2 separate regions of the Mus musculus genome follow, and region 1 is linked to region 2. The links are chromatin loops, found by intact Hi-C in ENCODE. Cell type or tissue: gastrocnemius. All regions are shown on one strand. Links, peaks and the distances in the headings refer to the core of each region. The heading gives the core; the rest is flanking DNA. Region 1 holds the start of Hc (hemolytic complement). Region 2 holds the start of Cntrl (centriolin).

Evidence for each region. A loop is a pair of places that touch in the nucleus more often than their neighbours do. Peaks named below come from ENCODE experiments on the same cell type or tissue, not always from the same donor. Only the 100,000 strongest peaks of a DNase experiment are listed, where the experiment ranks them.
Region 1: it touches region 2 in a loop (2.5-fold over the local background); 9 of 42 quality-filtered maps call a loop at or near these places.

What each region holds. Positions count from the first base shown.
Region 1 is chr2:35,057,981-35,065,980 of GRCm38, forward strand. Hc (hemolytic complement) reads right to left here and starts at 3,432. Exons shown (of 41, transcript NM_010406.3): 1 at 3,339-3,432. The coding sequence starts at 3,403. It overlaps Gm39794 (predicted gene, 39794), which reads left to right and starts at 5,530. Exons shown (of 2, transcript NR_168708.1): 1 at 5,530-5,634. In gastrocnemius, for the core only: no CTCF peak of the experiment used is centred there; no DNase peak of the experiment used is centred there.
Region 2 is chr2:35,109,049-35,125,030 of GRCm38, forward strand. Cntrl (centriolin) reads left to right here and starts at 448. Exons shown (of 44, transcript NM_001379274.1): 1 at 448-581; 2 at 2,507-2,754; 3 at 4,276-4,406; 4 at 7,624-7,754; 5 at 9,007-9,148; 6 at 10,889-11,075; 7 at 13,612-13,805. The coding sequence starts at 2,538. In gastrocnemius, for the core only: no CTCF peak of the experiment used is centred there; no DNase peak of the experiment used is centred there.

The DNA of each region.
Region 1 (8,000 bases), core at 1-8,000, 55 kb before region 2:
TGATGGTGCTGACTAAAACACAAAACTTGGTCATTTTTATTTCTAGGCCAGGAAGATTTTAGCATAGGCACAAAGCAGTGAATGGTAGACTTCCCATCTGTGAGCAGAACAACCAAAGTAAAGTCACTAGTCTGAGACATGAATCACAAACCAGTTAACCGGAGGGAATCATTGAAATATCTTATACTGATAGGTAACTACAGACAAGGATAGAATGCAAGACCACTGTGGGCATCTGTAGAAGTAGTAATGGAGGTTTTTCAAGGGCTAAAAAATGATAGTGACAGTAATAACATACAACAGTGATGCTAACAGTAACAGCAGACTCGGGGTGTCGTCAGATGCTGGGGTATCTGCTAGTTAGCACTTTACCCAGAATTCTTAACCTCTACAAGAGGTAGATGATTTAGACTGCAGAGCTATCCTCATTTTATGCATAATCAGAGCTTAATTTGCTCAAGGTCACTTGGCTTATAAATGACTGAGATGGGACTTTGCATCCAGGTCTGGTTCGGTTCCTATGTGTCACTGAGGGCAACAGTTCAACTGTTGGTCAACCATAGATTGTCCTCTTGTTTTCCCCATGCAATTGATACAAGAAGGGAACTTCCTTTATGCAAGCTTTTGAAACACGGTTCTAAAGAGTGTTCTGTTAACTTAGAAGTGCACATGAGTTTATTAACAACTCATTACAAGAACATTAAGTTTGAATAGTGAGAGCTGCATATGTGAGTACATAGGAAAATAAATATGCTAACCCCAAAAATTAAGTCTCTCACAGGCTCAGGGTGCACCCCTCCCCACACACCACCTAAGAATCATTGCAAGCTTCTAATGACATTAGGACATTTTTAAAGCCACAAAAATCACTAGATCTTTCGTAATGAAGATATTAGTTTGTTAAGGATTAAGATCTTTAAATAATCTGACTGAATTTATATAGTCTGTTTCTAGAATTAAGACTCTCAATAGCTGTCCTAAACTGAATCAAGAGTTTTGAAATTAGTAAAATTTTCTTCCAGCCTCTACACACACACACACACACACACACACACACACACACACACACAATCTTTCTGCAAGCTATCAAGAGAGCTCAGAAGGTAAAGAGGGTTGCCACCAACTGATGGGCTGACTTTGGTTCTGGGAACCCACATAGTGGAAGGAGAGACTTGACAATTAGGTGTCTCTGAGTTCCACATGTCTGTTGTGTAATGGGCATGCCTACACCTCTCCCATACACACATAGACAAATAAATACATAAATGTTTTAAAACATTGGCAGCAGAACTTCCCTCCATATAAGCTGGTCCGTATGGATGCAGCAGCCTGTGTCTAGGAAGAAATTTCACCTTGCATATTTTTCCACACTCTCAGAAGCTCAGGCCAGTGAACTGGCACAGGCAGGGATATTACTCGGGTTGTTTCTATTTTCTGCAGACATTTGCACAGCATCCTCCTATTTCCTTCTGGTTCCATTTGCATATGACATTTGTAAAAGGTCCTTTCCTGGTGTTGCTTTAAAACAATGGCCCCTTGGCTTCTGTACTCTCTCATTTGTTCTTCATAATACTAAAGCTACCTGTCCTTACTTATTCATTCTTTCATTGGGTCATTCATTCATTTTCTGCTTCTTTATCTAGAATACAAGCTCTTCTCCTACCTGAAGAACCTATTACAAGGAAGTTGTTCAGGGCATCATCTTTCTTGGACTGAAAAATGTCTCAAGGCCCAGTAATAAAGCACATCTGGCCAGTTGTGTCTATGAGTTGTTTTCAGAGAGAATTAATTAACTAAGGACTGCCATCCACATACCTTGAATATGGGTAATGACAACATGCCATAGACCAAGGGATCACATGCAAAGAGAAGGGGGTGGCCTCTTGAGGGCACGCATTCTCTCTCTATTTCTGAGCTGCCCCATCAGGAACTGCCCTGTCTATCACACCCTTCCAGTAAGTGATGGCTCTGAAATCTTTGTGAAATGAAACAAATTCCTCTTTTAAATTGCTCCTATCCTGTATTTTGTCTCAATGGTAAGAAAGCTAACTAGAATGAGGTTCAAATATTTTTGCTGAACCACCAAGCAATTAAGCACTGTGATGTAAACCGTATCCTTGCTCATGTTTTCAGAGAACGCGAGGAGATGCTTTTGTATAAGGGCCAGGAAGAATTCACTCAGGACGCAGATCACAAGGGCCTGGGTTCTGATGTTTAATCTTGATCTCCCTGAGCTTATCTGTTAAAAGTAATAAATAAAAGAAGCTAAGGTAACGGAGTGACTGTGGCCTTGTGATCAAATCTCAGAGTGGACATGTGCGGTTGCTTATGGCACCTGTTTATCCTGTCCTTCCATTTGCCTGTCTACAGATGCATTTCTGTTGAAGTCGAGGAGGAACTGAAGCGGGAACAGGACACCTCGGTAAAATTCCTCTCTCTATCAAGGTGACCTTTGGCCAGTCACCTTTCCTGTCTGGGCTTGTCATCATATGTGGACTGAGTAGGCTCAGCATATTAGCAAACACTTGTAGTACCAACTAGCCAGGGCTCTGATGCCGGAGATTTATGAGGGCATATGCTTCAAGACAGGTCTAGACAACACAGCAAAACCTCATCTTTAGATAGATAGACAGACAGACAGACAGACAGTCAGATAGATAGATGGATAGATAGATAGATAGATAGATAGATAGATAGATAGATAGATAGATAGATAGATAGATAGATAGGGTTCAGTGAGGTAGTGTTCAGTTAACTTCCAATACTAAGATGTTTGTATACACAACAATCACTGTTGAAAAGCACAAGATTTTGATAACAATGAAATTATATGACAAATTGGGTCATGAATATAGGAGTATTACAACCACAGTTTTGAATTTGATCCCTTAGTTGGGAATGCTTCAGTAACCACTATAAAGTAATCTAATATAGCATTAATTAAAGTTGTGGTCAGTAATGATTTGATTTATAAGACTGCCATATGCGTTACCAGGGCTTCACTGCACTTAGACCCAGAAAGCGAGAACTGAGTGTTAAGGATAAGGAAGTGATGAATGCCAAGAAGCTGATGGATCTTGCTTTTGCTTTCTGCTGAACAGGAAAGTGAACAGTCATTTCTGTCGTTTTTATAGGTGGCTGTCCCACAGAAACGGTCGAGCTGTTAGCTCCTCAGCAAATCAATTCCCTTCCACAGCTTTCTCGTGTGGAGCTGAGGCTATCCATTTACTATTTCAGAAGGGGACAGTTATTTTCAAGTTAGCCCAGCCCTATGAACCTCCTTCTCACTCACTGTAACTAAGGTGCCTGGGAAAATGAAGATGGCTCGGTTTACTTACGTTTGTTCCTGTCCCCAAGTTTTGTCCAGGAAAATTAAAAGACAAAGTATTCCCCAAAGACCCATGGCTGGTAGCGGCATAAACCCATGGGCATGGCCTCCCTGTAACCACTTTCCTTTTAAATAAACTGAGTTTGAAGAGTTTGGATAAATTAGTTCTCCGGTTAATTATTAATGTCAGAGAAAAAGATCTTTTAAGTGAGAAAGCTAAACTCAGAAATGGACAAAAGAGGGTGTTTTAATGAACATAAAATATGTTTTAACATCCTATCATGTCCAGTAATAAAGATGGGGGTATTTAACATTAATTTAAACCCAAAGACTTACTTTTATACGTAAAAGGACTCTCATGTGGGTGCCTGCCCCCGTGAAGGCTCAGTGCCGGCAGCCAGGAGTCACTTTGGCTCTGGCTTTCTTTTGTCACCTTCAAGATGGTTCATGACACCTTTGAACTTGCTTCTGGTAGGTTCCATTTGTTCCTGAGGTTGACTGGAGACTGACTCCCTGGGATTTCTTTTCTCTTTTCTCTTCTCTTCTCTTCTCTTCTCTTCTCTTCTCTTCTCTTCTCTTCTCTTCTCTTCTCTTCTCTTCTCTTCTCTTCTCTTCTCTTCTTTTCTCTTCTCTTCTTTTCTCTCTTCTCTTCTCTTCTCTTCTCTTCTCTTCTCTTCTCTTCTCTTCTCTTCTCTTCTCTTCTCCTCTCTCTCTCTCTCTCTTTCTTTCTTTCTTTTTTTTTTTTTGAGACAGGGTTTCTCTGTATAGCCCTGGCTGTCCTGGAACTCACTTTGTAGACCAGGCTGGCCTTGAACTCAAAAATTTGCCTGCCTTTGCCTCCCGAGTGCTGGGATTAAAGGTGTGCGCCACCAGGCCTGGCTGGGATTTCATTTTAAATGGATGGTTTTAGAATGAATGAGTCTAACTTAGAGAAATGATAGTAGCATCCTCGGTACTGGTCTGCAGAGGGATCCACACCAGTCTAGAGAAGGAACGGGTCATTGGATGGAAAAAGGTAGATGGAAATCCCGGCGAGATGCTCATGTCATTCCCTAACCAGACACTTGGATGTGTGTCTGTCTATAAATTCACATGTCACTCTTCCAAAATTCACATACAATCAGTAATAGAATATTTTATTCAAAGTATTTATGTTTTTCATTGAGGATTTCAATAGCTTAATACAAGAACTTAATATGAACAAAAATCAGTAGTATTTCCTATGACAGTTTGTTTTCTTTCTTTCTTTTTAAAAATTTTGGTGTTCAGAGACAGGGTTTCTCTACCCAGGCCTGGCTGTCCTGGAATTTACTGTATAGATATAGACCAGGCTGGCCTCGAACTCATAGAGATCTGTTTGCCCCTGTCCCCCAAGTGCTGGGATTAGAAGCATACACAACTAGACCTCACAACAGCTGATCTTCATGCCTCATTTATAATTAAGTATAATTAAGCAAAAGATAACTTTAAGATTTTTAATTAAATTTATTATTATGTTTCATGCTCATTAAAAAATTTGATTTAAATCTTCCTTTTGTTAGTGTTCATTTGTACATTAGTATATGATATGTGTTGTATTTTAAGGTAACAAAAGAAATGTCCAGGGCTGGAGGTATTATTCCATCGGTAGAGTGTCTGCTTAGCATGCTCAGTCCTGGGTAAATCCCTAGCCCTGCATGAATATGAGCTATGGTAGTGTGCGCTTGTGAGCACTGCACTCAGGAGGTAGACGCAGGAGAATCAGAAGTTATAGGTCATCCTCGCCAATATAGTGGGTTTGAGGCCAGGCTGGGCAATGTGAGACCCTGTCTATAACAATGATGATAACAACAACAACAACAACAACAACAACAACAATAATAATAATAATAATAGCAATAAAGAGATGTCTAAACATAGTCCTGTATGTCCTATGTTTTTGGCCACACTGCAATGACATACTTTCCTTAAGTCAATAAGGTTTTATTTACCAACTCTTTAATACTGAATTTATTAAAAGAAAGTGAAGTAGCAAGAAAAAATTTTTACACTATTTTACTATTAGTATTTCTTTTATACATATCATTGAAATGGGGAAAAAAGCTGCCACTATTATTTGACTATCTAGCTCATTTATTTCCAAAGAAAGCCTGTAGAATGATTAAGCCGGGTTGCAAAAGATGGGTCAAGTTAAAGCAAACAGGACTTTTTGGTCATTTTCGGGAAACAAAACTTGAGAGAGTGAAGGAACGCCTGGTTGACATAGTAATAGTTATACTTCAAGTCCAAGGGAAGGCGAGACTTTCGTGCCCCCAGGGCAAATACTAGTAAGTGATATTTTCAAACCACTTTTGGAGAAAATGTTTAACAAATGACCATTCTCAACAATTCATAGTGTCTCAAGTGTTTAACCAAAACTGCTTAAATCTAGCTATCCTCTAAATATAGTTCAAAGACAGGTGCCCACTGGGTTTTAATTTATGTGACCTTTGCACTAGTGTTTGATGTTGCTTGTGGAAGAGGAGAGTAGGTGTTGACTCTTATTTTGTACAAATATTGCAGATGGGTGCTCAGCTCTGCTGGAAACCCTGAGGGTCACTGAACCTCCCACAACTGTCACCTAGTGTCTATCCTAAGGTGGAGAGCAGATGGCTTTCCCTAACATGCTGGCTGGTTTCACTACAACTTGGAAAAAGGGAATGTCAATTGAGAAGGTTACCGCTAGACTGGCCTGTGAGCATTTTCTTGATAAATAATTGAGGTGGAGGGCCCAGCTGTGTGCAGTGTCACCCCTGGGCTAATGGTGCCATGAAGGGCTCTGAGGACCAGGTCGTCTTCCTTGAGGTTGCTATTGCTGTGACAAGCACCATGACCAACAACAACTTGGAGAGGGCTTGTTTCAGCTTATGGTTTCATATCTTGGTCCATCCTTGAGGGAAGTCAGGGCAGGAGCTGATGCAGAGACTGTGGAGGAATGCTTGTTTACCAGGGCTTGCTCAGCCTGCTTTCTGATCGAGCTCACGGTTTGTCTCAGCAGTGATTGTCCTAGATGGTGGCTAAGGCTGGGATTGCAGAGAGGCCTTCTACTTCTACAGGAGAATTAAGCTGCAGTGCTGTAATCAAATGCCTTCTCCATGGCTCCCCACAGCAGATCTTGATGAAAGAGACAATCTGTGGTTCTAAACAGTTTATTGGTTGTTTATGGCAGAAAATGGATGCATAGCCCCTTTCTCAGCATCTGACCTGACATCAAATACCGTTTGCAGGGAGAAATGTCTGAAAAGGGAAGCTTATTGGCTAAGCCCTCTGGGACCACAGGTACCTCATTAGCATGGAGAACTTGGATTTGGGCCTACATGACTGCACGTTTCCTTATGTGAGGAGGATGGCACATGTACTGGACCAGGAATCTTGCAGGGAGCAGGGAGTCACCTAAGTGCCAGGTGTGTGTCCACCGAGTCTCTGGGTCTCAACCTGCTCAACTTTACCAAACTTCCTGCCATGGTTTTACATCTCACACAAGGGTAGTGCAACTATTTCCAGTTGGAGAATCTTAAGCAAAGTTCCACTTCTTATTCAGTTGTCTTGGTGTAGGGTGTATGTATATTTAAATTGGATTAAAATATATTTAGTTTTGAAAAATGCTCACCCAAACCAAGTTTCATGGGGAAATTCTCAGTGTATACAGAATGGAGTCACTCTGGGTGAACAAGATTAGGGCAGCCCTGCTCTCTGCTTATTCTCCCTCACATGCATCCCAGGGTCACACTGAAAAGCTACATGGGAACTCTGGGACCCCTGGCACATGGCATTTAAGCCATTGCTGTAAACTACTAAGCAATTGCTTTCATTCACCTCCTGTTACTCAAGCATACACAAGGTGAAGTTTTTTGATTGTTCAGACTAAGACAAACTCCTCTGCTATAGTTTTGATCTAAAAAACTCCCCACAAGGCCAGTTACTAAAACCTTCTTACAGATGGTCCTGGTTAAACTACATGGGTCACAAAACAAACCCGAAGCCATGAATCTGGTAGGGATCAACAAGAGAGAGACTCAAGACGGCAAGAGAAGAGTAATCAAAATAGTGTACAAATGTGTGGTGTTGTCAAATAACAAAATTAATAACGGATAATAGGAAATATCTTGTAGGACTAAGAAAACTAAAACATTGTGTTCTTCAGAGTGGTGCTTCTGGGAGGCCGGAGGACCATTGCTCACTGGACTGCTGTTCTGTGAGACATGGTTATCCTACAAAGCAACAGAGATGGCTCCTCAGAACTGAATTAGTCTAAATTGAGACTTGAGGATCATGTTATGTTCCAGGCCCTTCTGGAACTTTCTACTCTCTTGCCTTGCCTCAGCTTCCCCAGAGCTGGGATTGCAGACACATGATACCATGTGTGCCTGCCATGAAACCCTTATAGCAATGGGCCTAGCCAGAAATCTCCGGTTGTAAGTAAAACAAACAGCATTTCTCCATTTCTCTTCTCTGTCATGAACCGCCTGGTTCTTCTCCATCTCTGTTTTCCATCATGATAAGCTACTTCCTCTCCATACCCCAGCCTGAAAGCAACGTGTCTACCTCAAAGATACCCCAAACTATGAGCCCAGACAACCCTTTTCTGTTTATGAATTGTTGTGCCAGTGACTTGTTATAATAATGGCAGCAGAACCACCAACTTCCTTTCTCC
Region 2 (15,982 bases), core at 3,542-11,541:
AATCCTAGGATCATATAGCTCAAGTGAATGGTCACTGGAGCCCAAGCAGTCTTGAGGTGCAGCCACGTCCGGCTCGATCAGTTTCCAAGTATGACAATTTGCCTCCAAAATAGTCGCGTAAAGGATAGTGTGCATCGAGACACGGGAGAGCTCAAGGCCTGCCTTCCATCATCCCAAGATCGAATGCTGTGAACATCTCCATACTGGTTCCTCCGGTTGTTGCCTTAGGGAGAGGAACGTAAGCCTTCCCCCATTGCTTCAGTGGAAAAAATCTCTCCTCACAGACTCGGCGCCCAGAGGGCTGACCACAGCCCGCCAGGTTCATACCCGGAAGCTTCGCACCCCCAAATTGAGCGCGCGCAGAGGCGGCAAGGGTGGCGGGAAGCGCCTCCGCCCCGTCCCGTCCACTAGTCCGTGTCGGGGGCGTGGCGATAACAAGCCCCGCCCACACCAAGCTGGCCCTCTCGGCAACCGGCACAACACAACAAAATGGCTGCTGTGCTGTCGGTCTCCTGAGGGGAAGTATCCCGGCGTCTCCGCCTCGCCCCTCCCGCTAGGCCGTTCCTTCCCGTGCTGAGGCGGTGAGTGTACTTCGGCGTCCGGACCGAGCCTGGGTGGCGGGCGGCAAAGGCCGGAAAGCCCTGGTCCAGCGTGAGGTGTGCCGGCTCCGGACGCATTCGGGGCGGGGGAGTGTGCTTGGAAAGGGGATTGGACGGGAAGGAGGAGGGCCGGGGCCGGCGTGGGCAGGGGAGGGAGGGCAGGGGAGGAGAGGCGTGCACAGCCTAGGTCGGGGCGCTGCTGAGTCGCAAAGTTGGGGTGCGGCGCTTAGAAGGATGAGGTTCCCGCAGAGAGGGAAGAGTGCCGGGGTGTGTCACCGTCTGCGGGATAACTGCGATGGAGATGGGCTGGCGGTCCTGAGGGCTCTGCTGTTTAACCTCAGTTCTGTGACTCTGAGCTTGTTCCTTTTTTCCTTTTTGAAGCATGTGTGGATGATGGGGGTGGGGGGACGGACACGGGACACATATCGTGATGCGCATATGGAGGGCAAAGGACAACTTTGTGGAGTCGGGTTTTCTCCACTTTTCCGTGGGCTACAGATACAGAACTTAGAACGTCAAATTAGCACAGAAAATGCCCTTACCCACCGAGCCATCTCACTGGGGCTCTGGGCATGTCCCTTAACCACTTCCTAGATGTCTTAGTTAAGGTTTCCATTGCTGTGGTAAGACATTGTGACAGAAAGCAACTCCGGGAGGAAAGGGTTTATTTGGCTCCCATGTCTCTGGTTGCAGTGCATTCTATATCACTAGACAATTCAATTATTTTGTATCCTACATCATAGTCTTCTCTTAAAAAATCTGAAATTATAAACCATCTAGAATTATTCTTATCAAATCCTCATTAAATTATTATGAGGTCCTATGTTACTTCCCCTGATTAGTAAATTATTACTTCTAAGTAATGATTCCTATAGAATTAGGGAAGTATTCAGTGGGTTCCAGAAACCTGGATCACTGAAAGATTAAGTGATGGTTCCACACCCCTGCTTCCCTCCCTGAGTTGCCATAGCTCCTGTGAAGTCTGCATGTAGAAACACACACTATCTCATAGGCTGACCCTCTCAGTGAATCAGGGTTCTGAGAATGGACAGCACTTATGGACAGAAATAGAATCTGCAAGGACAGCTTCGTTGGTTGCAGATGAGCATTTGTCTTATTTGAAGATGGTCTGATACCACACTCAGCTAGTTTTTTCAAAAGTATATTGTTAAACTGGGCTTTCAGTTTCGTTTTGTACATGAAGGTAGTATTTGGCTATAGGGAAACTCAAGGCCAAAGGAAAGCAGCCTCAGGCCAAATTCAACTTATATAAAGATTTGTATGCAACATTCTATTACAATATCCTTTTCTGATACCAACTTGTCATTGGATTGAAAACTACTTAATATACTATCTCACTAAATATTTTTTTTCCTAAAAATTAGCTGTACGTTTGAGAACTGAGGGTCTACATTAGGTTGCCCAAGGTGATGTTTAAAGGGAACAAAAAGGAATTGTGGAGGAGCGCTGACATTTAGAGGAAGTAGAGGAACATGAGCCAGCAAAGGAGGCCATGGAGTAGAACAGGGTTATGTCAGTAGAGCATGGTGTCCCAGACCAGCTTCTGGGAGGATAGAGTGCTTACAAGTGTTGGTTGTCAAATATTCCTGTATGTGACCTTGTATGGAAAGGACCTGTGAAAAGTTTGAGCTGATAAACTGAGAAAAGAAGTAACTAGGGACACTCTGAGCTGAGCATGTGTCAATGACAGGCCTTCCAGGTCTCCTTCTGTGGAGGCTGATCAGAGGTTAAGGAAGCACTGGTCCATAAGCTTGGAGAAGTGTGGGCAGAGTCTATTCCATAGCCTTCCCGTTGACAGCATATGATCTGATAGCTCTAGAGAGAATGTAACACTCTCAGTAGCTGTGGAGACTTAGCCTTGTTAAAGACCTCGGAAACTCTTACAGGTTTTGATGGCCACCTGGTTTTATTCTTGCAATGAAGAAAGGTTCTGAACGAAGGCTCTCCAAAGCAAAGATGCCGCTGTCATCTCATTTTCCTGGGCCATCATCTCTTAGGTCCAGCATGCGATCTAGGTCCCTTTCACCTTTAATTGGATCTGAGACTCAGCCTTTACATCCTGGCGGACAGTGGCCTGCACAGGCTGAGCTGACAGATGAAAGCACTGTGCCTTTGGAGCCCCAGCAACGTAAAGGTACTGCTAAAACTGTGTCTTGTCTCACATGTAAGTCGAGAAGGGAAATACTGAGCTTAAATGTGGAATCTAGATATACCCCTCCCCCACCCCACCCCCTGTCCCCAAACCACCTTGTATTGCTGCTTTAATTGTTAGAAATTGTGGAAGAATGGAGAAGGGACTACTTCTGGATGAAGGTAAAGGTGTCTGAAGGGATTAGCGGTGGAAAGTTTCTAGGAGAGGAAGGTGGATTTCTTGTAGAGAGTTCATTTAAGCTCTTACTAGAAGTTTTCCACCTCCTCCTCACCCGAGAGTAGAGTGCTTTCAAGGTAAAAGTTTGATCTAAGTGTGCTAGCTGTGCTTGGGCTCTTCAGGCTGCTGATCTGTAAGGGCATTGCCCTCCACTTATAGAACATGCACAGGTCCCACTGGCATTTTTAAAGTTTTTATTTTATTGCTGCCCTTCTAGTTTGCCTTCAGAAATGCTTTATTCTTTGCTAGGTCGTGAGATCGCATCAGCCTCTGCTGACCTGAGTACCTGTCGGTTTTCTGTTAACACACTTAGTTTAGACTCTACTGTACAGCTTCACTGTCTCTTGGTCCCTGGTTGGTTCTGAATTGATCGTTATTCTAGAATGTTGGTTTTGTCGAGAGACTATTTTGTCTTTTTTAAATGCAATATGATGGCATTTTCTACAAAGGCCAAAAACGAATGTCTGTTGTCTACCAAGTTGATACCCTAAGTCCATAAAATGTTATGATACTTTCTATTTCATAAAGCAACAAGTAATAAACTAGAGCTTTGAAACAAACCTCAGTGATGCATGTGGTTGAAAGTTTGATCGACAGGACCCATGGTGGAAGGCAAGAGCTGACTCTCAGAACTGATGTTCTGACCTCCATATTGTGTTCCACGTGCACCTGCACCTGCACACATGTTACCCCCACCCCCAAATAAAACAAAATACCAGTTTTAAATGTATCTGCTTGAGTTGAAATTTTAGAATTTGTACCATATTAGTTGCAGGATATTGAGCAAATGATTTAAAATATTTATTTATTTTTATGTATGAGTGCTTTGCCTGGATATCTGTGTACACTTGTGTGCCTGGTGTTCTTGGAGATCAGAAGAGAGTCTTCTTACCACTGGAGTGACAGATGTTTGTGAACTGCCGTGTGGGTACTGGAATCAAACCTATGTCCTCTTCAAGAGCAGCCAGTGCTCTTAACCATCGAGCCACCTCTCATGATCAAATAATTTTTCATAAATATGAACATTAATAGTTTTTCTTCAAAGGTTTATACAAATTACATATTTAAATGTAAAACATTTACTACAAAGCCCAAAGTGATAGACTGTGTTCATTATGGTAATGAAATGATATAAAGTGACATATTAAGGTACTGTTACAGCCAGCCAGATAACATCTGTTTATCTGCATGGATTAAAGTTTCTTATGTATAGTGTAAAAATGACTTATATTTGGTGATTGATATTCATATCTTCCTAGTGATAATGAACTATTTTCTGGATTTCAGGAGCTGAGTCATATGTAGGAGTCCGGTATATTACAGAAGCCCTCATCAAAAAACTCACTAAACAGGACAATTTGGCCTTGGTGAAGTCTCTGAATCTTTCACTTTCTAAAGATGGCGGCAAGAAATTTAGGGTAGGTTTCAAGCAGTTTCTAAACATAAGCATTGATTTCACTTTCTTATGTCTTAAGCCTGCCAGAATTTTTTTTTAGGAATTTTTTTTTTCCTTTAACATACACATGAGTGCAGATATTTTTGGAGGCCAGAGGCGTTGGATCCCTTGGAGCTAGGGCTATTAATGTTTGAAAACTACCCAACTTGAGTGCTAGGAATTGAACCCAGGTCCTCAGCAACAGTCGTGGAGGCTCTTAACTGCTGAGCCATCTCTCCAGCACCCAGTTAGCAAATATTACTTTTGGAAACATCAAGTTTTTATTTCATGGTATCATTATGGCAGAGAGAATGGCAACAGGCAGGCAGCAGGCAGGCAGGCAGGCAGGCAGGCAGGCAGGGAGGCAGGCAGGCAGGCAGCAGGCAGGCAGGGAGGCAGGCAGGGAGGGAGGCAGGCAGGCAGGCAGGCAGGCAGGCAGGCAGGCAGGGAGGCAGGCAGGCAGGCAGGCAGCAGGCAGCAGGCAGCAGGCAGGCAGGCAGGCAGGCAGCAGGCAGGCAGGCAGGCAGGCAGGCAGGCAGGCAGGCAGGCAGGCAGCAGGCAGGCAGGCAGGCAGGCAGGCAGGCAGGCAGGCAGCAGGCAGGCAGCAGGCAGGCAGGCAGGCAGGCAGGCAGGCAGGCAGGCAGGCAGGCAGGCAGGCAGGCAGCAGGCAGGCAGGCAGGCAGGCAGGCAGGCAGGCAGCAGGCAGGCAGGTGTGTGAGAGATAGCTGAGAGCTTTTCATCCTGATCCACAGGCAGCAGGCAGAGGGAGAACAAGACACATGGGCTTTTGAAGCCTCAAAGCATACCCTGATAGTGACATACCTCCTTCAAAAGGACGCACCTCCTGATTCTTAGCTCATCAGTTTATGAGTTAATGGGGGCCAATCTCATTTAAAGCAGACTTTTTTTTTTTCATATTAGTTTCAGTGAAAACAAAATTCTCAGGTATTTTATTTAATATAATCTCAAACCTCTTTTCTTTCCTTTTCTTTTCTCTCTTTCTTTCTTTTTTAAAAGAAATTCTCTGCTGTATATACAGACAGAAAGGAATAGGAGAGTCTAAGTATAGACACATTAGCCTCTTAATGGTGGTTTACTGGGCAGTGTGATTCTTCCAGGTTTAGTGAGACCTCAGTAAGAATGTTTTGTGTTTTGTTTGTAAGTGTTATTAGAATATATTTAGGTCTAGGTTGTACAGCTATAGAGGAAAAGGAAACTGCAGAAGTTTTAAAGTTGTAGGAATGACATATCACGTCAGGATGTAGTTGCTCTGTGGCTATTACGCACACCAGACATGTCAGTCAAAGAGGCAGATATAGGGGGAAAATTTAGAGTTTGGCGTGAAAAGTGTCTAGGATTAAGTGTAGAAATAGGGAGAATCAGAGAGAATGGGATGGGGAGGCCAAACCGATGTGAAAGTCAGAAGGATCTTTTGTGCTGGAAAATCTCCAGGAGCACGAGGCTGCAGGTAGAAACCTCAGACAGCCAGGACAACAGTGGCACATAGGAGCTAAAGATGACAACAGGAGGCACAGGACTTGGCCATTTAGAAGTCTTTCCTTCTGTTTCTCAAACCCATCAACTCTATTTTCACAAGGATTATGTACAGTAGGGATTTTTTTTTTTAGTTTTTTTTTTAATCTTATTTTATGTATGCATGTTTTGCGGTCATGCATATCTGTGTACCTTATGCATTGCCTGGTGCCTGCAGAGGCTAGAAGAGGGCACTGGATCTCCTGGAACTAGAGTTACAGGTGGTTGTAAGCAACCATGTAGGTACTGGGCATCAAACTGTAGTCCTTTTCCAGGGCAGCAAGTGTCGAACCATCTCTCCACATCCTTGTTTGTGATTTTTGTTACTTTTTAAAAAATATTAGCCTGGTGTTCTCTGTTCCTGGGTGTACGCACAATTGATTCAACTGACATGTTATTAAGTTCTCTGCTGGATATACGCCATCTGTGAGACTTTTTCTTACCAACCAGTTGAGGGTGTTATAGACAGACACCCTCTCCTCTTCGTTCAACAGATATTTATTTGGCATCTAGTCTGTGTCAGCAGTAGAGCTTAGCAGTGTACACAGCAGGCAAAAATCTGCCTTGTGGTGCCTTGCATGCTGGCACAAGATGCTCCCATATTGTCTTTGAGTTTTCACTGTCTAAAATCTTGTTGATGTTTGTATATCCCAAGAAAGTCAAGACATCCTATGTCTTATTTGCCACTACATTTTGTGTGCATATGCATTTCATATACATAGAACAGCTCCTGGCACCTAGTCCATGTTGGATAAATATTTGCTGAATGGACGATGATGGAGAGGCAATGATGTGCTAAAGACATCAGGACAGTAGCAGTAAATGAGAAAGGCAAGAAAAGCAGAGGTGGACAATTCTTGTAAGTGTACTCATGACAAATGAGGGAGGTAAGAGGAAGGTGCAGTAGAAACGCCGTATAGTACAGCGCAACTTACTGAGTACAGAAGAAATGTGAACATGGTGAATATGAACTATGTAGCAGGGAAATGACCTGGGTCACTGCCATAGGCTTCCTGCGTGGTACCACACCTATATATATTAGCCATGCAGTGCACATCTACTATAAAGTGACTGCCTTTAAACTGAGAGGAGGGGACAGGAGGCCCTTAGATAGTGGAGTAGTCAGTTTATAAAGAGTAAGGCTTGGTCTTCATGTGGCTCCCCCATCAATTGGAGTAGGGGCTGTCCCTAACTCTGCTGCCTGCCTATCGATCCTGTTCCCCTAACTGGGCCACCTCCTCTGGCCTCAGTGGGAGAAGATGTGACTTGATGTGCTAGGTTGGGTTGATACCCAGGAGTCCTCCCTCTTAGAGAAGTGGAGGGAGGTTGAGGGAGAGGTTATGTGAGGGGGGATGAGAGGAGGGGGGCTGCAATGGGGATATAAATAAATTAATTAATGGAGGGAAGAAAGGATAGGACAGTGGAAGGGAAGAGGGAGGGGCAGAGAAAGATTGAGGTCAGGGGGATGGTGGTGAATAGCTTGAGGCTCTTACTCTATAGGAGTTGCTGGGGTCAGGGAGAATACCAGCAGAGCCTTGCTACTTGTGGTCAAAGAAAGCTGTAGCAGGGATTGTCCAGGAAAGCTGTTAGGGTTTGCTGATCAAAACAGCCTCTAAAAGTGTCAAGAAGCCTGTTATATAAAGTATTTACCCTTTATTTCCAATTAGTACATCGAAAATTTGGAAAAGTGTGTTAAACTTGAAGTACTAAATCTCAGCTATAATCTAATAGTGAAGATAGAGAAAGTGGACAAGCTGTTACGATTACGTGAACTCAACTTATCATATAACAAAATCAGGTGAGTGACTGCTCCTTTGGGTGCATTGCTAGGTCTTCTTTGCCAGAGATGGACTAATAGTATCTGTGCTACTGAAAGAGTGCTTTGAAGTAACAGGAGTTTTGAGTCTTGTTTATTGAATTCTGGATCGTCACATCTGCCTTTATGTTTCAGTATCACATAAGTATAGAGTAGTTTTTACTTAGCATTGCGAAAGCAGATACCTTTTCATGGTACCAACGTAATTCTATTTTAAGCAGTAACTTTGTCTAGTTGTTATCTGTGATTCCTTGCCTTAGTACGTGAGTAATACATATGTGAAGAAAATGCTGTTTTGATCCTGAAGATATTCCAAATAATTTGATCCTGTATATTTATCCTTTTATTCTTTGCTATTGCTACTAGAAATGAGGAGTGTATGTCTCATTTCTAATTCAGATACACATACAAATATACAACTACAGGGATAAACCAGTGTAGTAAAATCTAATGATGACTTAAGCTACTTAGAAAACTATAATGGGGAAATGAAGCAAGGATCAAATCTTGAAAACCTCTATGCACCGTCTCCCCAACTCAGACTTCTGACAAATGAAGAGTGGGCCTGGAGAAGTTCCAAGACAGAAATGAAATGTTAAAAAACAACCCTGGCAAATCAAGGTCATAATATGAAAACATTCAAAAGAGTTGATCTAATGAAAGTAATTTCTTAGTAAAAACGAAGCTAGAGAAGCCGAGGAATATCTGTTGAGAATGGCACATGGACTAGGGTTAGATTGACAGCTGGATTGTAGAGACTGTGAAGAGCATGCCATCCGCCATGGTTTAGAGCATGAGTGGCAAGTGCTTCATTAATTTGAAATATTTTCACTGCAGCGCATATATCCATAAACAGTATCATTTTAGAATGTGTCACACATGCTGCTGGCACAGTACATCTTTGGTGATGACAATGCAATTATTGTGGACATCTGGGTAGCACGGTGGCACACAGTGGGGTCGAGCGTTGGCCATGGGCATCCTCTTTTCTCCTGTGTTATGTATAGTATAGTATCCTGCATATAGTAAGGTGGGCAGGGTTGCTAGGCATACTCATAGAGCAGTGGTGGGTTGGGGAAATTTGACTTTGGCCATGTGCTTGTCGTTCAGGAAAAGAGTTCGTGAATTATAGTTGTGAGAAGTAGCCTGGTCTGCTGCGGCTCTTCACTGTAAACTACAGCGAAAGGGCTTGATCATTTACTCATCATGTTTGATTTTCTTCTCTGGTTTCTAGCAAAATTGAAGGACTAGAAAACATGTGTAACCTGCAGAAGCTAAACCTAGCAGGTAATGAAATCGAGCATATTCCAGTGTGGTTCGCAAAGAAATTGAAATCTTTACGAGTCCTCAATCTGAAAGGCAATAAGATATCATCGGTAAGTTATTCAAAATAGCAAGATTATTTTTCCTAAAATTTAAATGATTTGGACGGTAAAGGTTTTGTCCATGTATGTATTTTACATTGAGCGCTATCCCTCTCCTGCCCAGCACCCTCTCTTTTACTGCCCCTTGCTCCTAGTCCCTTTATCCTCCTAAAATCTTCTTTATTCAGATTTCTTATTTGTTGGGAAAATATTTAAAGAGTGAGATTTCTTTTGGCGTCCTTGTTTCATTGGCCATATGCCATATTCAGATATAACCTAAGATTCTTCAGTGTATTAAATACAGACTGCCCTCATGTTCTTAAGTTCAGTGGTAACACATTGCACTGCCTTACATCCCTCTGCCTAGTGCCATTCTTCATAGGTAATAAGGATGCAATGGATATCTATTTAAAGTTATTCTGAGATAGGAAATTTGATTCCTATTTTTCAGATAAAGTCTTAATTTCTTTCATGCTTTGTTAGAAAATGCCTCCTGAATACCTAATACATTGGCTGTTACAACTGGAACAATCATGATATAACTTAATGACAATTGTCATAGATTAGAAAGGGAAAGTCCACAGGCCTACACTGCCCTAATATGACCCTGGAGAGTCTTTTGATTTCTATAAATTGTCTAAAATAGAGAAAATGCTTTCTAAGAGGCTCAGGTGAACCGAGAGGAATAAAACTGCTTCAGAAACTTTAGAACAATGAGTAACTAAGGCTTGTTCTTTATTCCTTCAAGTGTGAAGACAGATTAGAATACACACCGTTTTTTTCATCTTACTGTTGATTATTTCGCTTCTCTGTTCCTTACATGGAGGTTGTGGTGAGGCTTCTCTCTGTAAGCCAAGCACACCTCAGACTTGTAGTTCTCTTGCCTTTGTCTTCACAAGTTGGTGCACAGGCATGCTCTGCCACACTCAGCAGGAATCCTTCCTTCTTATCCCATTGTTAAAAAGACCTGGGAAAGACACTCTCCCTTCTACTGCCAGAGCTCCCGAGCCTCAGAGTGGAAGCCTTAGACCATTCAGTATGTCACTGACAGCTCTCGAAACTCACGGGATTACAGGAAGACGCAGCCCTGGATTTACAGTCGACCCCAAGTATTTCTCAGGGTTCTTGATTTTAGGTCATACCCAGTGTCTGCTGAAAAACAGGAAGACTGTTCAGTATTGATGATTTGTAATCATATATCATCTTCTCATCTATATGTTTGGCATTGACATCATTAAGGGTAATAGATATTTATTTGGGGGAAAATATGTACTTGTACTAGCAATTTAATTTAATTCTCCCAACCTACATAAGTTCTTTGAATAAACAAAAGAGTTTTCAAAGAATGTGAATATCTACATATGTTTGAATATCTATATATGTTTTTATATTTTTTAACTATCAGTTATAACTCAGTTATCTTCATATTTACCAAAATCCTTCATAGCAGTTCATTTTATGCATACTTGATCAATACAAAATAAAGACATTGCAATATAGACTGAGATTGAACCTCTATTTTATTCACTTACAGAGTCTGAGCTAAGGCAAGTCCCACTTTGAACCTTGACAATGCATAGTACTGTCTGACACACCAGTGCTCACATGGCCCTTGGTGCCCCTTTCTCACACTGCTAATTAGGGGCCATGAGTTTCATAAATAGATTTCTTGACATGCTAAAGGCAATGCTGTTGATTTATTACTTCCTTTGTTCGTTTAATCATTCCTATACTGCTGTGGTACCATTTCAGCTCCAGGATGTAAGCAAGTTGAAGCCACTTCAAGATTTGACTTCTTTAGTCCTCATTGACAATCCAGTTGTGGCCCTTCCGCATTACCTCCAGTTCATCATTTTCCACCTCCGTTCCCTGGAAAGTTTGGAAGGTCAGCCAGTAACCACTCAGGATAGACAAGAGGCTTTCGAGAGATTCAGCTTGGGTAAGGTGATGCTTACAAAGCAAGCAAACAGACAGAGAACACTAAACTGGAATGAGAAGGGAACTGACCTTTGAAAGTTCTGTAGAAGGATAGGGTCTGCTGAAATGGTTCAGAGGGTTAAGGCTTTTATTGCCAGACCTGAGGACCTGAGTTCAGTTCCCAGGACCACTTGGTGGAAGGAAAGTACAAACGCCTACAAATTGTCCTATTACCTGTATTACCTACCCCATGTCAGGTGTGCAGCCCTACTCTCAGCCAATGAATAAAGGAACAAATATACCACACCTAACATTTAAAACAGGAAGGGTAAATTATAAACCTGATAATCCTACTAAAATGGAAATGGCACCATAAACTGGTTAATCAAGCAAGTATCTGTTGCCATATACTATGTACCGAAAGTTCCCCACCTCAAAAGTGATGTGTGTGTTTGTGTGTGTGTAAGGTGTGAGAAGAGGAAGAACAGTGAGCAGCCAAGAAAACAGTAAATGACAAGCTAGTGAGATCAGAGTACAGAAGACAGAGTTTCAGATGCCCAGAAAAGATTTCAAGAGAGCCAGTGGTCCCCATGGTGAATGGGCTGACATATGAGTAAGTAAGATTAACACAGACATGGATTTAGAATTACTTTAGGCCTGGCAGTGGTGTACACACTTTTAATCTCAGCACTTGGGAGGCTGGTGACAGGTGGATTGCTAAGTTCAAAGCCAGCTCGGTCCAGGATAGCCAGGGCTATAACAGAGAAACCCTGCCTCAAAAAAAAAAAAAAAAAAAAAAAAAAAAAAAAAAAGAAAGAAAGAAAGAAAGAAAGAAAGAAAGAAAGAACAAATGCTTTGGATTAGTGTTCCTGCTCAGAGAAGCTGGAGAGGGATGGGAACTGATGGTAGATAAGGAATGGGAAGGAGATATTGGATCAAAGGTTTGAAATTTCTACAGCAGTCTCACTCTTCCAATACTTAATAACTGTAATTCTTAAGTATTAAAGGTAAAGAAAAGATCTAAGACTTAAACACTCACTGATAGCTTCAAGGAAATGGGAAGAGACGACATGCAATTAATCCTCAAAATTTTTAGTAATGAAATAGCATTCCTGAGATCAGAAGGGAGAGGCAAGTCAGGCCTTTATTCCTTTACTTCATAAAAACGAGGTCCAAAGAGATTAGATTTTGAGAGGGGCAGGGGAGAGCTCTCATTGATCATCTTTTGGTAGGAGGGATACTTTCTTTTTTTTTTTTTAAAGATTTATTTATTTATATGTAAGTACACTGTAGTTGTCTTCAGACACTCCAGAAGAGGGTGTCAGATCTCATTACAGATGGTTGTGAGCCACCATGTGGTTGCTGGGATTTGAACTCCAGACCTTCGGAAAAGCAGTCTGAAAGAGCAGTCGGGTGCTCTTACCCACTGAGCCATCTCACCAGCCCCAGGGATACTTTCTTGATCAAAAAATAGAGAGAAAATAATATGTATGTGTCAGTACCTTTGTTGTCTTTGCGGTAGGAGAATTAGGGCCCTCCCTTAATGAAACATGAAGCTCTCTGCTGAGAAAGACTAGTTGGAGGATGGGAGGTTTGAGGAGAAAGGATATGAAGTGACTATTTTAGAGTGTTGAGGAATCAGCCTCTCTTTGATCTGAATTTGAAATCGGTGTTAATCTACTTTTGATCTACAAAAATGGCAGTTTCACACCAGTGAGATGGCTCAATGAGGAAGGATGCTCTCTGTGCAAGCCTGATCAGACACAGCTCATCCTGGAACCCACAGAAGGGTAGAAGAGAGCCTCTGTGAGTGTGTGTGTGTGTGTGTGTGTGTGTGTGTGTATGTGTGTGTGTGTACTCACACATGCAAACACATACACACAAATAATAATTATAGTAAAAATCCCTTCAAGTTACCATACCTTTCTTAACTCTTTAATATAGGTCAGATTCAGAGTAGAGAAGAGCCTCTGTGAGTGTGTGTGTGTGTGTACTCACACATGCAAACACATACACACACAAATAATAATTATAGTAAAAATCCCTTCAAATTGCCATACCTTTCTTAACTCTTTAATATAGGTCAGATTCAGAGTAGAGAAGAGCCTCTGTGAGTGTGTGTGTGTGTACTCACACATGCAAACACATACACACAAATAATAATTATAGTAAAAATCCCTTCAAATTGCCATACCTTTCTTAACTCTTTAATATAGGTCAGATTCAGAGTAGAGAAGAGCCTCTGTGAGTGTGTGTGTGTGTGTGTGTATGTGTGTGCGTGTGTGTGTGTGTGTGTACTCACACATGTAAACACATACACACACAAATAATAATTATAGTAAAAAATCCCTTCAAGTTACCATACCTTTCTTAACTCTTTAATATAGGTCAGATTCAGATTCAAGGTGGTCAACTTTTTCCCTAAACAGCATGGCAGCTGATTTTGAAGTCAGTTGTGCTACACAGTTCTTAGACTTGTTTTGCACTGTTCTGAGCATACTTGATGTTTTCCAAGATGAGAATATAATGATGTTAGCTACTTCGTTTTTTATTGACAGAGGAGATAGAAAGACTGGAAAAAGACCTGGAGAAGAAGACAGTGGAAACAGAAGAGCTTAAGAACAAGCAAACAAAGTTTCTCGAGGAAATAAAGAATCAGGATAAACTAAACAAGTCATTAAAAGAAGAAGCCATGTTACAAAAACAGAGCTGTGAGGAGCTAGAAAGTGACCTCAGCACAAAGAAGGAGTTGGTGAGTCTGTTATACATTGGTTTGGCTGTATTCTGTTACTGCTCTTACATGTAAAAGCACTATGTCCTGCTGTAGCATTGGAAGATGGGGGTTAACAGGAACATGGACAAGGGCTTTGTGAACTGTAGGTGACTGTGATGTGCTGCTCGAAGGAGAATGTGTGAAGAACGGCACGATGGGGAGCATAATGCTGTGTGCTGGGAGGAGCTGGTCAAACTGCTTAGGATATGTTTCAAATAGCATCACAGATAAGACTGATAACATATCCTGTGTCATGGAGACTTCTTTTCAATAGAAATGGTAACAGTAATATGTTAAAGTAAAGTCCAGTGCGTGCACATGTATACACACACACACACACACACACACATATAATAAATCTTGATAAAGCTTTAAAAAGCTTATTACCAATTTATGCTTTCCACAGCAGTGAGTAAAAGGAACAAACTGGGTTTATTATTGTGAATTTATGGGGGGGGGGGATGGAATCTTGTTACAGTTTTATTTTTTTGTTTTTGTAATGGCTGGAGAAGTGAATAGTATATATGTATTCATTGATCATTTATTTTTCTTTCTTTTTTTAAGATAATAATCATTTTATTTTTTTCCTTTTCATTTATTTATTTATTTAGGTATTTTCCTCATTTACATTTATTTTTCTTTTTTAAATTACCCATTTCATTATTTTTTCTCTTTTTTGTTATTCCAAAGTACTGGAAGCATGTATGATTAAAAAAAGAATTCTAGGTCTTATTTTGAGAGCTTATATTTTTCTTTGTCTCTTGCAGAATATGTGATAACATCTTTAGTGATTTGCAGTTTTATTAAGTAATTAATTGTGCATTAAACTAGTTTTTTTTTTAATAAAAGTCATGTTGAATTAAGTCTTTTAAGAGCCATTTAAACTGTAGTTAACACCCCTATCCTCACCATCGGCAAATACTAACCAACTTGTTCTTTATTTGTTGGGGGTTTTTGTATGTTGGTTTCTTTTTTTGTTTTATTGTTTTGCAAGCTACTTAACTTTGACCTTTTACAGTTCTTGCTTTTTAAATGGGAATATTTACCTGCCCTGCCACCCTCACAACTGTGAGGACTTGAGGCTCTGAGTGTGAAAATAACTCCGAGTAAAGCAAGCTAAGTAATGCCAGGTGGTGTTTATGCTCGGTGAAACCATGTGTAGAGGCAGATTGAGAGAGTACTAATAACCATTTCCTTCCATGGTATGTCATCAATAGAGAGATGCTAGTGGCATCAGAGCCTAGCTCTCCCCACTGTTCTTCAGGTGACATGTCTGTTTGATTCTTTCTTCTCTGAGCCCATGTCTTGGTTTCTTACAGGTCATTTTCCACTGAGTCTTTATTCTTCTCTAAGGTAGCTCCTCCAGGGCTGAGCTGCACACTGTGTTCTGTGGTGTCGCATGATGACTTGTCTTAATATGCTTGCTTACATTTTAAGTTTTCAAACTGGCTTGCTTCTTTGAGAATGTGTTTGTGTTTGTGTGATGTGTTATAAATGACTTTGTCTACAGGAGAGTAAATTTGAATATGTGAGGAACTTAGTATTACTCGTCCTGTTAGTAATGTGTTAACTGCAGTCATCTCTTGATTATTCACAGCCAGTACGCAGCTAGCCTACTTCCTTTGACTCCTGTTTGCAGTCCTTTATGCACTTGTGCCTTCGGATATTTGCTGAGGGCTTATTATCATCTAAGTCCAGATCTATGAAAAACACAAAATCACTTTGAAAAAAAGCCATGCCCGCCTTTGTTTGGCCCTATTGTCAGTTTGCTTTGGGGGGAAAAACCCTAAACATAAGTGATGCTGTTGATTGTGAGTTGTCTCTGAGACTCAGGTCCTCTTGAACATTGACTGAATACATCAGTGTGGGCAATGCACTAGACAGCAAGAGGACATTGATGGCAACATGGGACAGCAGAGTGCTAGACTTGAACCCATGATACTAGAATTTGAACACTGCTCAGTTGGGCAAGTCGCTTAACATCTCTGAGCAGCTTTGATCGCCTCCTAGTAGAGTAGTGAAGCCTGGGTGAGCTGGCACATGCAGATCACACAGCAGTTGTGCGAGAGCGCCACTTAGTGTTACTCCATTGGATGGATACTCAGGAGGGGACTGCACGCTAACTTATGCACGATTTTGGGCTCCTGGCCTTGTAA